2 separate regions of the Homo sapiens genome follow, and region 1 is linked to region 2. A link is a contact called in ENCODE Hi-C or POLR2A ChIA-PET data. All regions are on one chromosome and are shown on one strand. The core of a region is the stretch at or near the end of the contact, and the rest is flanking DNA. Distances in the headings are between cores, read along the strand shown.

Region 1 (7,098 bases), core at 12-2,511, 200 kb after region 2:
CCATGTACCTAATATATGAGAATATAAACAAAATATCTGACATGTTTGCAACTCTGAAAAGATTTAAAATTATCTTGGGTAACAAGCCTCAAATGTATGAAAAAAAGTTGAGACTCAATAAAAAATTTTGTGGTATAATACTTTTAGAGAAAGATAATATCATTTTTGGAGTAGGATTACCTCATAAGGATTTTATTATCACAAGTGACTGAGAAGAACGAGAATAAGGAGAGACCAGGGCACATTAATAGGTCAGATGGCTGAACCACTTTTCTTGAAATTGCCAAGCTTTTTCCTGCTTCTTTGTACTTCTTCTTCCCTCTAGGTAGCATATTCATGCCTCAGTTCTCCAATCAGCTGCCTCCTTCTCTTTAGATAGATCTGAGCTCTAAGATTATACTCCCCCATCTTAGAGTAATTCCTCTATCAACATATATCTTAGTTTACTTTCTCTTACTATAAAAGAATACCACAGACCGAGTAGTTTATAAAGAAAAGAAGTTTATTTAGCTCACAGTTCTGGAGACTGGGAAGTTCAATAGCATGGTGTCTGCATCTGGTAAGGGCCTTCTTGCTTGCCATAACATGGCAGAGAGCATCACATGATAAGAAAAGGCAAGAGCAAAAGAACCAGAAAGAGGTTGCTTTTTATAATAAAGGCACTCCCACGATAATGAATTCAATCCCATGATAGCAACATTAATCCATTCATGAGGGCAGAGCCTCATTAATTCATTAATTTATTCATTCATGGGAATAGAGGGATTCAATTTTCAACAAATAAACTTTGGAATACACATTTTAGCCATAGCATTCTGTCTCTAGCCCCCAAAATTAATGTCCTTCTTACATGCAAAATAATTAATTCCATCCTAATAGCCCCACAGTCTTAACCATTCCAGTATCAACTCAAAGTCCAAAGTCCAGAGTCTCATTTAAATCAGATATGAGTGACTCAAGGTATGATTCATCCCATGGCAAATTTCCTCCAGCTGTGAACTTGTGAAATCAAAACAAGTTATCTACTTTCAAAATACAATGGTGGGACAGACACAAGATAAACATTCACATTCCAGGAGAGGGAAAGGAAGCAAGAAAAAAGGCATAACTGGTTCCAAGTAAGTCAAAAATCTAACAGGAGAAACAATATTATTCATTGAAGCTTCAGAATGATTTTTCACTCTGTGTTGCCTCCAGGACACAGTGGGGATTTGGACCCCCTCCTCCACAAAATTTCTGGCAGCCCCACCCCTATGACTTTGGAGGGCTCCGCCTATGTAGCAGTTCTCACAGACTGAGTCCCTTGCCTGCAGTTGTCACAGGTTGGTGTTACACACTGGTGGCTCTACAATTCTTGAGTCTTGAGGGTGACCCTGACCCTATGGCTTTACTGGGCATTGCCCTAGAGGGAGCTCTTAGCAGCAGCTTTGACTTCAATCCCAAATTTTAGCTCAGCTTTGGCTGACTGTGGTCTCTCTGCAGTAACTCTACTTGTGTGACAAACCACCGTGTGGTCTATGTCTAGGCCCCTAGACTTTTGTGATATCCTTTGAAATCTAATTGGAGGAAGTCATGTGTTCACAGCTCTTGCTTTCTGCATGCCTGCACAATTAGAGCCACATGAACACTGCCAAGGCATGTGACTTATGCCTTCGATGACTTATACCTTCTATAGTTTATACCTTCTGAAGCACTGGGACCATTTGAGCCATAGCTGGAGAGGCCACCATGTGCTGGAATGCAGAGAGCAGAGACCTGAGGTGGCCCTTGCCAGCTGCCCAACCCCTTAACCATTCTGCCTTCTTGGAGGTCTGGGCCTGTGATGGGAAAGGCAGCCTCAAAGATCTCTAAAATGTCTTCCAAGTTTTTCTCCCAATGTCTTGATTAATAGCCTCTGGCTTTCTTTGATCCATACTAATTTCCTTCTCAATGGGTTCCATGTTGTTTCATTCTCTACCGCATCACCAGGCTGCTAGTTTTCCAAATCTTTGCACTCTGCTTCCCTTGTAATTATAAATTCTGTCTTTAAATCAACTCTTTCTTCTATATTTTACTGTAAGTGGTTAAAAATAGCCATTAAGCAGCCTGCATGGTTTGTAGCTTAGCTATTTTCTTTGACCAGATATCCTAATTTATCACTCTTAAATTCTGCCTTCTATAAAACCCTCAGGCACAGGCACAGTTCATTGTTACCTAATAACAAGGTGGAGGAGGGGGTCTTAATTCCAGTTTCCAACACCTCCTTTCTCATTTCCATCTGAGACCTTATCAGAATAGCCTTTTCTGTCCATATTTCTATCAACATTCTAGTCATAACTACTTAAGTAATCTCTAAGGTCCAGACATTCCCTAGTCTTCTCTTATTCCCAGCTTTCACTCGAATCACTCTTGATGCCCCATTCATGATAATAAAGACTTTTTCTAGCCTACTCCTCCAAATTCTTCCAGCTTCTGCCCATTACCCAGTTCCAAAGCCATGTCCACATTACTAGGTATTTGTTATACCAACAATCCCACTTCTTAGTAGAATTTTCTGTCTTAATTTGTTTTCTGTTGCTATAAGAAATTACAGATTGGGTAATTTATAAAGGAAAAATGTTTATTTAGCCCACAGTTCTAGAGGCTGAGAAGTCTAAGAACACGGTGCCTGTACCTCATACGGGCCTTCTTCTTGTGTCATAACATGTCAGGGCATAAAGGCTCTTGGCAAAAAGGCAGGAGCAGGAGAGTCAGATACAGTTTATTTTTACAACAAATCTATTTCCCAGATAATAAACCCTGTCCTGTGAAGACAACATGAATGAGGGCAGAACCCTCATTAATCCACTAATCTACTCATGAGGGCAGAGCCAACATTAATCCATTAGTGAGAGATGAGGGATTAAGTTTCCAGTACATGAGCTTTTGGGGGAAACATTCAAACCACTGTACCATATTTAAAGAAACATACCATAGCTCTCACACCTACCATCTTTTATCAGACAGCCTTCATATCACCATTTTTATAATTATGTCTTCAGTGTGAGCTTCTACAAGCATAGACCTATTGTTTACCCAACAGTGAATCACAAATGCCTGACAGATTGTGGGCATTTAAAAAACATTAGTTGGATAAATGCTTTTCAGATAGGGATATTTTATTGTAAACAGCAGAAATTGACTCTGGTTAATTTCAGAAAAGGGGATTAAATGGAATTTTCTCTTTTGAGCCTAGAGAACCAGGCTGAGAAAGAGGCAGGGAAAAATCCAGTCTAGACAACTTGGAAAGAGGAGCCACAGCAGTGGGCTTATTGCAGAGTGTCTGGTCAGGACACAGCTACTGGGACAAGCAAATACCAACTATATATTTTGGAAACTTCTGGAATTGTTTCCACATAGAGAAGTGTAAACAGATGGGAGTCAAACTGAGTCCTGAGAAGGAAAGAAGCTATAGCATTTTGTAACTAATGGAAAACGTTTCTTCTAAAAAAGTATTCTCTATGCTCCAAAGATTTGTCAGACTAAAGAAACTATTTTGGTTCTGATAAGGTATGCAAGCTAATTAAAACCAATTAACCTATCAGCAGATAAAAGCCGAGGCCAAGTCCTCTCTTAATGCATAGTCCAATTTTAGAACAGGTATAGTTCTACTAACTTTTGATATTCAAGACACAGTGAATAGACCTGAGTTGATTATTAACTGGTAGTTATGATTGAGGAAGAACTAGATTATTCTAGCTGTTGTGCTTTTATAAAATACTGCTTATTTTTATAATTCAGTGTATTTTATTTCTCTTTTAAATAATTTGCACTGTAAAATTTGGGGCTCAGTTTTATTTCAAACAAGACAGAATGCTTACATATTTTTATGCCTTAATGTGGTCTGAAAATATATACAAGTTCTGGTTAGCTTTTGCTTGTTCAACACTTATTTCCATTCTTCCGATAACTGCACCTTGAGTTTTTTCTTTGGGCAATCACTCCTCTTCCTCTATGCTTACTCCAAGAATAAATATGTGGCTTCTGAGAGCAGAAAAAGATAATCTATAATATTGTTTCTTTTACCTGGAGAATTAAAAACTAAAGTCACATTTTCAATGTCTGTGTGCTGAAAGCTCTGGTCTAGATAGTTTTCTTCAGATACTTGCCAATTTTTTAGTGCTGGTTGATTCTGTGAATAGAGATGATGAGGGTAATAGCTGTAGTGAACCTATCAAAACCAGAATATATGGGCTAGGGTTTAGTGATAAAATACCATTAGAGGTGAAAATCAGATTTATAATTAGCCATGTGAGAAAAAATAGAAAATAAAGATTAAGCCAGGGAGTGGTAAATAATAGTTGAGATTTTTGAGAGAAGGCACCAATCTGTGCCTTAAATTTAAGTTTCTTCATGCTCCTTCAAGTGATATTTTACCTTATATTTAAAAACAAAAATAATTTTTTGTCAATAAACATTTATAGAGTAAATAATATTAGTGTATAATTATATACACATGCACACACATATGAATATATATGTCACAATAAAAAAGAGGTTAATTGGTTATATGACCTGCTAAATACTCATGAATGATTTTCTTACAGATGTGTAATTCCATTAATGAGCAATATCATGGTGAGTCTGGAATATATTCCCAAGGGTATCTTTAGCAATCATTTAAGCTAGTTTGTTTTCACTTTAGGGCATTGAAAAATTGTTTTTGGAAAAACGGTTCTTACGGCATTTCCTGCAAGAAAATTAAGGAAGATGAAATAAGAGGTTCAGCATTCATAAAAACTTTGGGAAGGTATCAATGTCCTATTAGAGTCAGCTCAAGATATTTTTATTTACCATGCATTTCTTGAGTTCTTGCTATGAGTCCAGCACCATCTTCATTTGATGAAATAGGCATTCCTAAGTCCATCTGCATTGGCAAGCGAAGACTAGAAGAGGCAGAAGTTTGGAACTCTCTGCTCCATATGACAGTTGTTTCTCCTTATCTGTGGTTTCACTTTTCAAAGTTTCAATGACCCATGGAAAATTTCAGAAATAATAAGTTTTAAGTTGCACATATTCTGAATATTATGGCAAAATCTTGGGCTGTACTGCTTCATCCCACCCAGGATGTGAATCATTCCTTTGTCCAATGTGCCACACCAGGTATGCTACCCACCCATTCATCACTTAGTAACGATCTCAGTTATCATATCAACAAATCACAGGGAGAAGAGGGTGAGTACAGTCTAATAAGATATTTTGAGAGAGAGAGAGAACAAAAGAGAGACCACATTTATGTAACTTTTGTTACAGTATTTTGTCATAATTGTTCTATTTTATGATTAGTTGTTATTAATCTCTGCACCTAATTTATAAATTAAACTTCATCTTAGGTATTCACATACAGTTTGAAAAAACATAGTAGACATTTGCCAATCCCTGACATGGAATCTAACGGGGCTACATAGGATGGGTACTATCTGGCGTCTACTGGGGTCTTGGAATGTATCCTCTGCAGATAAGGAGGAACTAATAAGATGTATTGTATGTATGTATACATCCTCTGCAGATATATGTATCCCCTGAAGATAAAGAGGAACTAAGTAAGATCCAATCTGATAAGCCACTTCATAGTGAACTTTCACTATAATTCCTCTAGGAAGAGGTGCATTCACCCAAGTGAGTCAAGCCTAGAAAAGACAGTCTTAGGGTCAACCCAGTAACAATGTTTCTTTAGTAGCACTTTAGAAAGCCATGGTAGAGAAGGCAGCCACAACTCATTTTCTCTGAGTACGTGACAAGCGGGGCCAAGGCTTATATTTTCAGCTGGGGAAATTTTTTTTTTAATATTAGGACAGACCTCCAAAATCTAAGTATCAGGGGATTGAAAAAATAACAGAGGAGAGGAAGGATATAGAATCACCAGTGAAGGCTTGAAAAGTAAGAACTCTGATTTTGCCTTTTTAATTACCTGTCATCTTGGAAAAAGAGAGCTAAACCTGGAAAACTTGGAACATAAGCCAGTGTTATCTGTAATATTTATTTGTTTCTACTTTTAAGCAACAAAAATTGCCTTAAACCAAGTGCATCATGTGTACATCACTGGTTTTTAGATTTTAATAGCTTATTCCTCTTCCTTCTCTACAAACTAGAGCTTTAAACCCCCACTTTGATAGTCCCTACCTTTCCCCCAGTAAGTTTCAGCTTATTTCAGAGCCAAACTTCTCTGGTCCTCTTTTACATGTTTGTGGTCACCCTATTATTACCATCTTGGACTTTGTCACTTTTTCTTTTTCTGTAGAACTTGTCTTTTGAACATTCAGGCTCCCCAGAGAACATTCTGTATAGCCACAGATGATTGTTTAAATACCCTCCTTTGTCTCTCATCAGGATTGTCTGTGCCTGTTGCGGAGAAAGCTCCCTCAGGAAGGCAGGACTGTATTAGCCTAAATTACAGCTGTATTCTCAGTGCCTATTACAGTCCCCTGAGTATAAAAGGTACTCAACACATATTGAATGCATGAATGAACAAATAAGGAATGAATAGTGTTGGGGAACCTTGTAGCCAATCTCCTTTAGATACAAACAAATTCAAGACACATTATAGTCAGTCTTCGGTGGCAGGCAACAAAAATTGGCTTGGGTAAGATTAGGTAAAATAAAAGAAGTTATTGGAAGGAGATGGGTCAGCTCGAGGATATAGCTCTGAGGTCAGATCAAATCTGTCCTGCTGTCTATCATTGTGCAGCCCACATGCTAAGAATAGTTTTTACACTTACAAATAGTTGAAAAAATCAAAACAAGAATAATATGTCATGACATAAAGATTATATGAAATTCAAATTCCAGTGTCCATAAATAAGGTTTATTGGAACACAGCCATGCCCATTTGTTTACATATTTTCTATGGCTGTGTTTGCGCGGCAGTGGCAGAGTGGAATAACTGTGACTGAGAACGCACATCAGAAAAGTCTAAAATATTTACTCCCAGGTCCTTTTCAGAACTTTGCCAATCCCTAATTTAGCACATGGACTCCAACTGGGCAACAAGACCTTAGGGTGGTCAGAATTCCTTAGGGAATTAAGAAAGCAAGATAAGACTTGGACTCTAGGTAGCAGAAAGGAAGAGACAATTAATTA
Region 2 (7,501 bases), core at 2,314-4,813:
CTTGCTCTTGTTTCTGAAGATGCTTTTTCATTATTGGTTTACAAAATATCTTTATATATTAGGGATATAAATTCTTTATCAAGTTTTTTGCAATTATTTACTTTTTGAGGAAGAATAGTACCTTTCCTTTTGCTGACTTGCAATCTACACGGATTCAGCTGACGTTCTTTATCATTAATATAACTTTCCATATTTCTTTCCACAGGCAGATCCTTGCAGCAGCCAAAAGAGCTGACCAAGTTGGCCATTTTCTTTGGGTGGGATCAGACAGCTGGGGATCCAAAATAAACCCACTGCACCAGCATGAAGATATCGCAGAAGGGGCCATCACCATTCAGCCCAAGCGAGCCACGGTGGAAGGTATGGGTTTCATCAGCAGTAGGTTTGCTGAGAGAAGTTCTGGTGCCATGCTGAATGGCCAAGCATGTGACTTTTTAGGGGTTTGGCATTTTTACCAAACTCATGTGGGGTTGTTTCAAACTTATAGCCATGAAATGCAAATGAGGCCACACACCTGGTCTGTTCTTTTAGTTGAAATTCCTCTTTTGAGGAGATCATATTATTTTCATAATATCACGATTAGCAAAAACATTCTTTCTTTTTCATTCATGCCATAGGAACTTTCTGAGAGGAGAGCATTATCATTAATAAGTAAAGTATACACATCCAAGTGTGTATAAGTGAGCTACGTTTTCCAAGAGAATCCTTTCACTTTGTAACGCATCCATTATTTCCTTATTAGAAGAAGTACAAGAACCCTTTCCCCCCTTATCTCTCAAGGTCCCTTCCAGCTCAGGGAGGCTGTAATACAGCACACCACCTCTCTCAGGCACCAGCATCCCCTCACCTTCCTAGGTCCCTTTTGTTTTCACTCTCTCCTTTTCTTGCCTTTCTAAACTTATGCCTCTTTCTTTGCCTTCCTTGCTACTGCAAAGATATTTTGAGAGGCAGAAGTAGGAAAGAGTGTCTGTTGCCACCCTGTAATCTGACAAAATTTGCCGATTATAAGTTATGTTATTCTTTAATTTGGAAAGAAAAGTTGTTTCTAAAAGAAGACGCTGTGTAAAAGGAGCTTCTCTGCTGATAGCCTGCTTTGTGTTCCTTTTCTGATGGGCCATGTCTCCAAAGATTCTCTAAAACATGCTTTGCGCATTAAAAAGAACTCTATCCTCTCACTCAAAAAGGGATCAAATATTTGCATTTTCTATTCTCTCTCCACTCAAATCTAATTAATTATTCTCCTCAGAAGGCTGCATGTTCTGTGTAGGCTTTTTAGACAAATCAGGTTGTGGTTCTGTCACTGTTTCCTTTCTGTTATCTGGAGGAGATAAAAATCTCATGAGTCACCCATGTTTTCACTGGGAGGCTTTGAATTAATTTCATTCCCCAGTACATATCCAGAAAAGATTGCCTATCTTACAACCCAGACCAATGCATTTGCAGATGGGTTGCAAGAATAAAGGACGATATTTTAACCTTCTCCATTCCTTGCACTGGAAAAACTGTGTATCTGTTGTGTGCCTTGCTCAGTGCTAGGAGTCAGGAAAACAAAAGATGAGGACTCAAAATTCTCACCCTCAAAGCATACAGAGCTGAGTGCAGGTGTCAGAACAGGCAGAGACTACATGGGAAACATTGTAAGTACAGTATGGAGGGCACAGAGAGTTACCATGGAGGCTTTCCTAGGGTGGTGGTGATATGGTTGGGGAAGATATCGTTGGATGCGAGAAGTGATAACTGGGATGAAAGTTCCCTCAGAGATACAGGGAAATGAAGGAACAGGACACATTAGGGAAAATACAAATAATTCATTCTGCAGCACTGTCCTGCACTCCTGCCTTCTTAAAATCCTTCCAGTTCTTTAAGAATGTTCCTATTTACAAGACACTGGGGAGACCCTTTCCTCTTCTAGAGTACTAATCATTGCTACACTGTTTGGTTGATTGACTTCTATTTATTTTGGGGGTCTCAGATGTTAATTTTTCATGGGAGCCATCTGTGGCCATCTCACCCCAACCAAGTGTGGGTTAGAAACCCCTTCCATTCCTTCTATGGCATCCCACACATCTCCTACTGTTGGAACTACCTCTTTACTTGTCTCTGTCTAGAAATATCCCTATTATGCACCATCGTACCCCCAGCACATGGTTCTTTGCTGAAAGTTGTAGGTGCTCAAACACATTCTTAAGTGATTATGTGTCTGGAGGGATGGAGGAATCGCAGATCATATAAGGACATGGCACAAAATCAGTTTGAAAGTGGGCCAGAAGTTGCATTGCAAAGGGTCTTGAAAACTGTACTAAGGAGTTTGTTACTTTATGCTGAAAATCTGAAGAGCATCCGCATGTGTGAGATGTGATTGTGGTGGCATTGGAAGGTTTAGAAGTTCACTCAGGTGACTGTAAGGAGGGGTGAAGGGCAAGAGTTGGGTGAGATTCAAGGAAAACGAAGAACTTTCAGGGCTTCAACTGAGGTCCTCTCTTCCTAGGCTGTGGATGCCATGTAGACACAATGCACATATTCCATGGCCATTAACCCCTGATGCCTGATATTTTAGGGAACTTACTGGGTTATCTCAAAGGTTTAACAAATTATTGAGGTAAAATATTATTTTCATGTAGATATAGAAATATACAAATTTACAAAATCAGACAAAGAACAGCATCATGAACTAGCAAAGTAAAAATTAAGATTCCAAAGAATGAAATTGGAGAGCACTGTTTTAAAAACAATGTTAGAATGTGATGGAATAGCAAGAGTTCATATGAAATTTTCTAATCTCACCCAGAGAAGAGTGAAGATTTTTTGTGGCCATGTACAAAAATGCTGTGGCTTCCATCTAGCCATATTGCCTAGGTACATTTCTTATAAAGAACAATCAAGTTTTGTTCACTTTCGTAGCAGACAGAACATTAAGATAGCATCTATGCATTTACAGTGTCACTTCTATGAAAGTTAAAAAAGAAGAAATGCATTCAGTTATGCCAAAGCTTCTGAACAAAACTATGAAATAATCTAAGATAAAACTATAAATGGAGCAGAGCCTATGTGGGCAAGTAAGTTTTCCTGTCCTTCCCTACAGTCATTTGCTTGTTTTCTTGTTTGTTTCCTTTTATCTTTTTCCTGTTTTGCAGATGTTTCATATTGAATTATGCTGGGGTAGAATATTTTTCAAATATTCATGATACTGCTCCATTCCTATATCTTTGTGTTGTATAATGCTATACCCTCAGATGGAAGGGAAAAGCCAATCAGTAATCTACCTTTTTTTCCCTTTAGATCCATATCATGACTACGTTCAGCAAACATCTGGATTTTCGGCCGGCATTTTTCTGAGTATGCATTCAAAATAAGCAGAAATTGTGTTAGGCCAAAATGCTGGCAGATTTATTGCCTCTTTGAAAGTGGCCTTTCTCTTCTATCTGTACTTATTCTCCATTTGTGGAAAAAGGGAACTTTAGTGTTTCTTAGCCAAGGGTGTCATTTCCCCCCTTTCGATTTAATGATGAAAGGAGCCAGTTTCCTGGAGGGGTGGCTGTGGTCCCGCTGCCTGCCCAGTGTTTATGGGAAATCTGGGGAATGTCTCTAGAACTTGGCAGCACTCCTCCAGCTCCTGAGCCAAAACACTTCTGTAATTTTTAGTGTGTCTGCATTGTCTGATGAGCCAAGGAATCCCTGGCATTTCCTCACTCATGTGTTGCCCCATTAACTAGACTCTTAATAATCCTCTGCAGCCTCCAAGGAATCTGCAGAGTACTAATGGCCTACGTTGCCTTCAACTCTTCATCCTCCAAAGTGCTCTGCTTCTCTGAAAGGAGGCTGTCCTAGGCATCCTCTAATTATGGCCAACAAGGGTCATGGACCAGCATAATTTCATCTCTTCCATACTCATTAACATTAGGAAGCTAGTATAATGAAGGGTAGATTTTCAAAACTAACTATAATGACTCTCACAATTGGTGATGATTTTCAAATGGGACTGTAGAACAGCTTGGTTCATGAGTTAAATCTGCAATGTATGTAGGAATAGACAAAACATACTCTGGACCCAGCATTAAAGAGCTAGCTTTTTAAAAATAATAGTAATTTTTACTTATGATTTGAATGAATTCTTTATTTTTCCTAAAACTGGAAAGAACAAAGCTGTGAAGATCTGAACTAAAATATTCCTGGCTCCAATTTAGATATGCCCTACTTTAGCTTCTCTTGATTACCTGCAATGGTCTACCTGTGTCACAGGGTTTCTCTAGGTGAATGGGGAAAAAAAATGAGAAAGAAAATATTGCCTTGAACCACAATGCTGCTTCTAAGCAATGCGTATGTCTTTTGGCCCTATCACCTTGTTTGATAAGAGAGCAATGAGATACTGCATGATAAACCTGTACTCCTGCTATTTGTGGCAGAGTGGGTTTCTGTCACTTGCAACCCAGACTACTTGAAAAAATATAGTTGAGCCCAAACTACTTGAAAATATGGTTGAAAGCTTCTTCAGGGCCTTTTGTTCCACTTTTTATGGTTTCTGAGTTATACCCTATCCAAGTGCCATTTAGCCTACATCATTCCACTCTCTTTTTTCTCTCTTCCCTTATCCCTCTCGCATGAGATCTCTGCATTCTCTGAGCCCCATTATAAGTCTCATCTACCCTTCCATACTTTCCTTTCCTCATCACATCAGCCTTGTTCCACATCTCATCCCCTCAGGTGTGCTGTGTCTATTCCACTTTGAAGCATCTGTCACATATAATTAGTTATTCTTTGTATATATCAAGGTTATTAAGTAGGATCAAAATGATACATATATCCTTTATGAACAAGTTCTAGAGGTCAAGAATAAAATAGTAAAGAGAAAAATCTTTTTAAAAAAGATAGATTCAAATATACCTGGGAAATGTAGATGAACTATGCGGTCATTCTCCAGAAATCTAATTGAGAATTGAGAAGAGCTTTGAGAGACAACTTCTTCTACAGGAAGAATGATAAAATGAGCCAGATCCAGTAAATAAGTTTTCATTGTCAAAAGGAAAAGACAAACTTCCCTCTTCCAAGGCCAGCATCCACTGGACTCATAGGTGAAATCCCACAGGGAACAGGCAGGCAGACCATACATAAGAAAGGATCTCAGTCTGATAGGCTAAGCTACATAGTGGCAACAGATAGACTCTCAATGGACTAATGGAATGCATGAATATTTCTCACCCATGTAAAGTCTTCTGTGGTTCTAGGAGACTTCCCAGGGCATTTATCCTCCCTGTATTGTTCTGCAATCTGGGCCGTCTCAATCTTATGGCACTTGTGTTTCAATACATTTTTTTTTTTTTTGGGATGGAGTCTCGCTTTGTCACCCAAGCTGGAATGCAGTGGCGCAGTCTTGGCTTACTGCAACCTCTGCCTCCCGGGTTTAAGTGATTCTCCTGCCTCAGCCTCCCTGAGTAGCTGGGACTGCAGGCATGTGCTACCACACCTGGCTAATATTTGTATTTTTAGTAGAGACAGGGTTTCACCATGTTGGCCAGGCTGTTCTTGAATTCCTGACCTCAAGTCATCCGCCAGCCTCAGCCTCCCAAAGTGTTAGGATTACAGGCATAAGCCACTGCACCCGGCCTCAACACATTCTTCTTTCACCACTGTACAGCTTTGGAAAGAGAGTGGTAGATTCACATACACTACTCACAAATGCTTTTACCTGTAAGAAATGTCCATGATTTCTCCTCCTCTATCATTAACCAATAACAAAGTCATAGCAAATTTTCCTTTCAAGGAGCTTGTTTATGAAAATAAAGGAGAGCTGAATATTGATGAATCTGAGTCCTGTCTCCCTCAAGCTCTGTTTAACTGAAACCTTTGGTAGCATTTAGGACACTAGGAGCAGTGCTTTGGAACTTTTTAACAGCGGGCAATAAATGATGAGCGATGCCCTGTCCCTTACTTTGCCACAGATGTCTGAACAGCTCTGACACCACATGCGGTGTCTTGGCAGCAATGCAAAGGAGGGGCTTCCAGGGTCAGTAGAAAACATGCTACTTGGCAGTGTCTTGGCAGTGCTACTGTGGCCAGAGGATCCCAGAAGAAGAGAGCAGTTCCTCAAAAGGAAGGGAGGCAATCAGTAGACTCATATGAGAGAAGTAGGTGGACAACCTTTGGGGACATACTGCAAGAGCCATGTGGGAAAGTGTCCCTGGGGCTTGGTAGGGTCGAGTGATATTATTCCATTTATTCCTGCAGACTGTAGCTTGGTGAAATTCCAGTTACCTCAAGGAGACTGTGGATTTGTCATTTGTGACTGATGTTCTTGACATTCTCTTGGCCTTTTTGATAAGCAGAAAACTTCTCCCAATATGTTGGTTTAAAATGCCAAATGCTGACTTACCCAACCTTCCCTGCAGTTAGAGGATGAACAAGTGACTTAATCCTGACCATTGGGATGGATGATGACATTATCTGAGGGAACTTCATAGAGATATTTCCCTCCCTTAGAAAAAAAAAATGTCATGTTAATAGGGCAACTATATAACATTTTATCCAAACCAGAACACCTTAGAAGTAAAAGGGCCATAAACTGTGATTGTCCCAGCCAAACCAGGGTATGCAGTGACCCTTCTCACATGAGAAACTCCTGCCTTCTCCTCCTTTTTTTTCTTTTTTTCTTTTTTTTTTTTTTTTTTATCTCACTCTGTCACCCAGGCTGGAATGCAGTGATGTGATCTCGGCTCACTGCACCCTCCATCTCCCGGGTTCAAACAATTCTTCTACCTCAGCCTCCCAAGTAGCTGGGATTACAGGCGCCTGCCACCACGCCCAACTAGTTTTTGTATTTTTAGTAGAGATGGGGTTTCACCATGTTGGTCAGGCTGGTCTCAAACTCCTGACCTCAGGCAATCCGCCCTCCTCAGCCCCCCAAAGTGCTGGGATTACAGGCGTGACCCACTGCGCCCAGCCTCTCCTCCTGTTTTTAATGTTATCATGTGAGGACAGGATACTTGGAGCTGCTATAGCCATCTTCACAGAAAGGAAATATTAATACCAGAGGAAGGCAGAAAAGACAGATAGAAAAAGCAAAAAGCCTAGGCCCATGATGACCTTACTTAAGCTGTCAAACCAGTCCTGGAATTATCTACATTAGTATTTGTTCTTATGTTAGAAAAATTACTGTTATCTTTAAGCCCCTTTTAAGCTATATATTTTGTTATATGCAACCTAAGGTATTCTTAATAAAATACCTTTCTTATTCACCTCTGTATACCCAGCACTTGAATATTACCTGTAAATTAATGGACTCTTACAAAATATCTGTTGAATAAATGGGCCTTACAAAATGATGATTTTTTTAAAAATAAGGAGTATAAGTCATTACTGTAGAGTGAAAGTTCAGATAGCTTCAAGACAGATTGTTACCTTTGCTATTAATATATATCCCTATATTTATCACCACAGGAAATAATATTTTGGTAAATTTCTATTATAAGGTGAAGCTATTTCACATGCGTTTTTTATAGAAATTATG

What was found. Hi-C counts contacts between places; a loop is a spot of excess contacts on that map. ChIA-PET counts read pairs that join two places held with the same protein, here RNA polymerase II (POLR2A). Pooled maps may share reads with other maps.
Region 1: a loop to region 2 is called in a map of endothelial cell of umbilical vein, with 10 times the contacts of the local background. The contact joins two enhancer-like sites. A Hi-C loop is called at or near these places in 3 of 168 maps with a recorded cell type or tissue (cardiac septum, endothelial cell of umbilical vein and heart right ventricle) and 5 of 50 pooled maps. POLR2A ChIA-PET finds 5 or more read pairs at or near these places in 1 of 52 experiments (activated CD4-positive, alpha-beta T cell).

The regions. Positions count from the first base shown.
Region 1 is chr3:7,503,995-7,511,092 of GRCh38, forward strand. The region is part of intron 7 of GRM7 (glutamate metabotropic receptor 7); the gene reads left to right. Among named protein-coding and RNA genes, the nearest start is that of GRM7-AS1, 28 kb to the right of the region's middle. Within about 2 kb of position 1,262, at least 5 of the 41 ENCODE cell types and tissues checked have a DNase peak (open chromatin) inside an H3K27ac peak, as active enhancers do; they include endothelial cell of umbilical vein, where a contact is called at or near this core.
Region 2 is chr3:7,306,293-7,313,793 of GRCh38, forward strand. It overlaps GRM7 (glutamate metabotropic receptor 7), which reads left to right. Exons shown (of 10, transcript NM_000844.4): 4 at 206-360. Among named protein-coding and RNA genes, the nearest start is that of GRM7-AS1, 230 kb to the right of the region's middle. Within about 2 kb of position 3,564, at least 5 of the 41 ENCODE cell types and tissues checked have a DNase peak (open chromatin) inside an H3K27ac peak, as active enhancers do; they include endothelial cell of umbilical vein, where a contact is called at or near this core.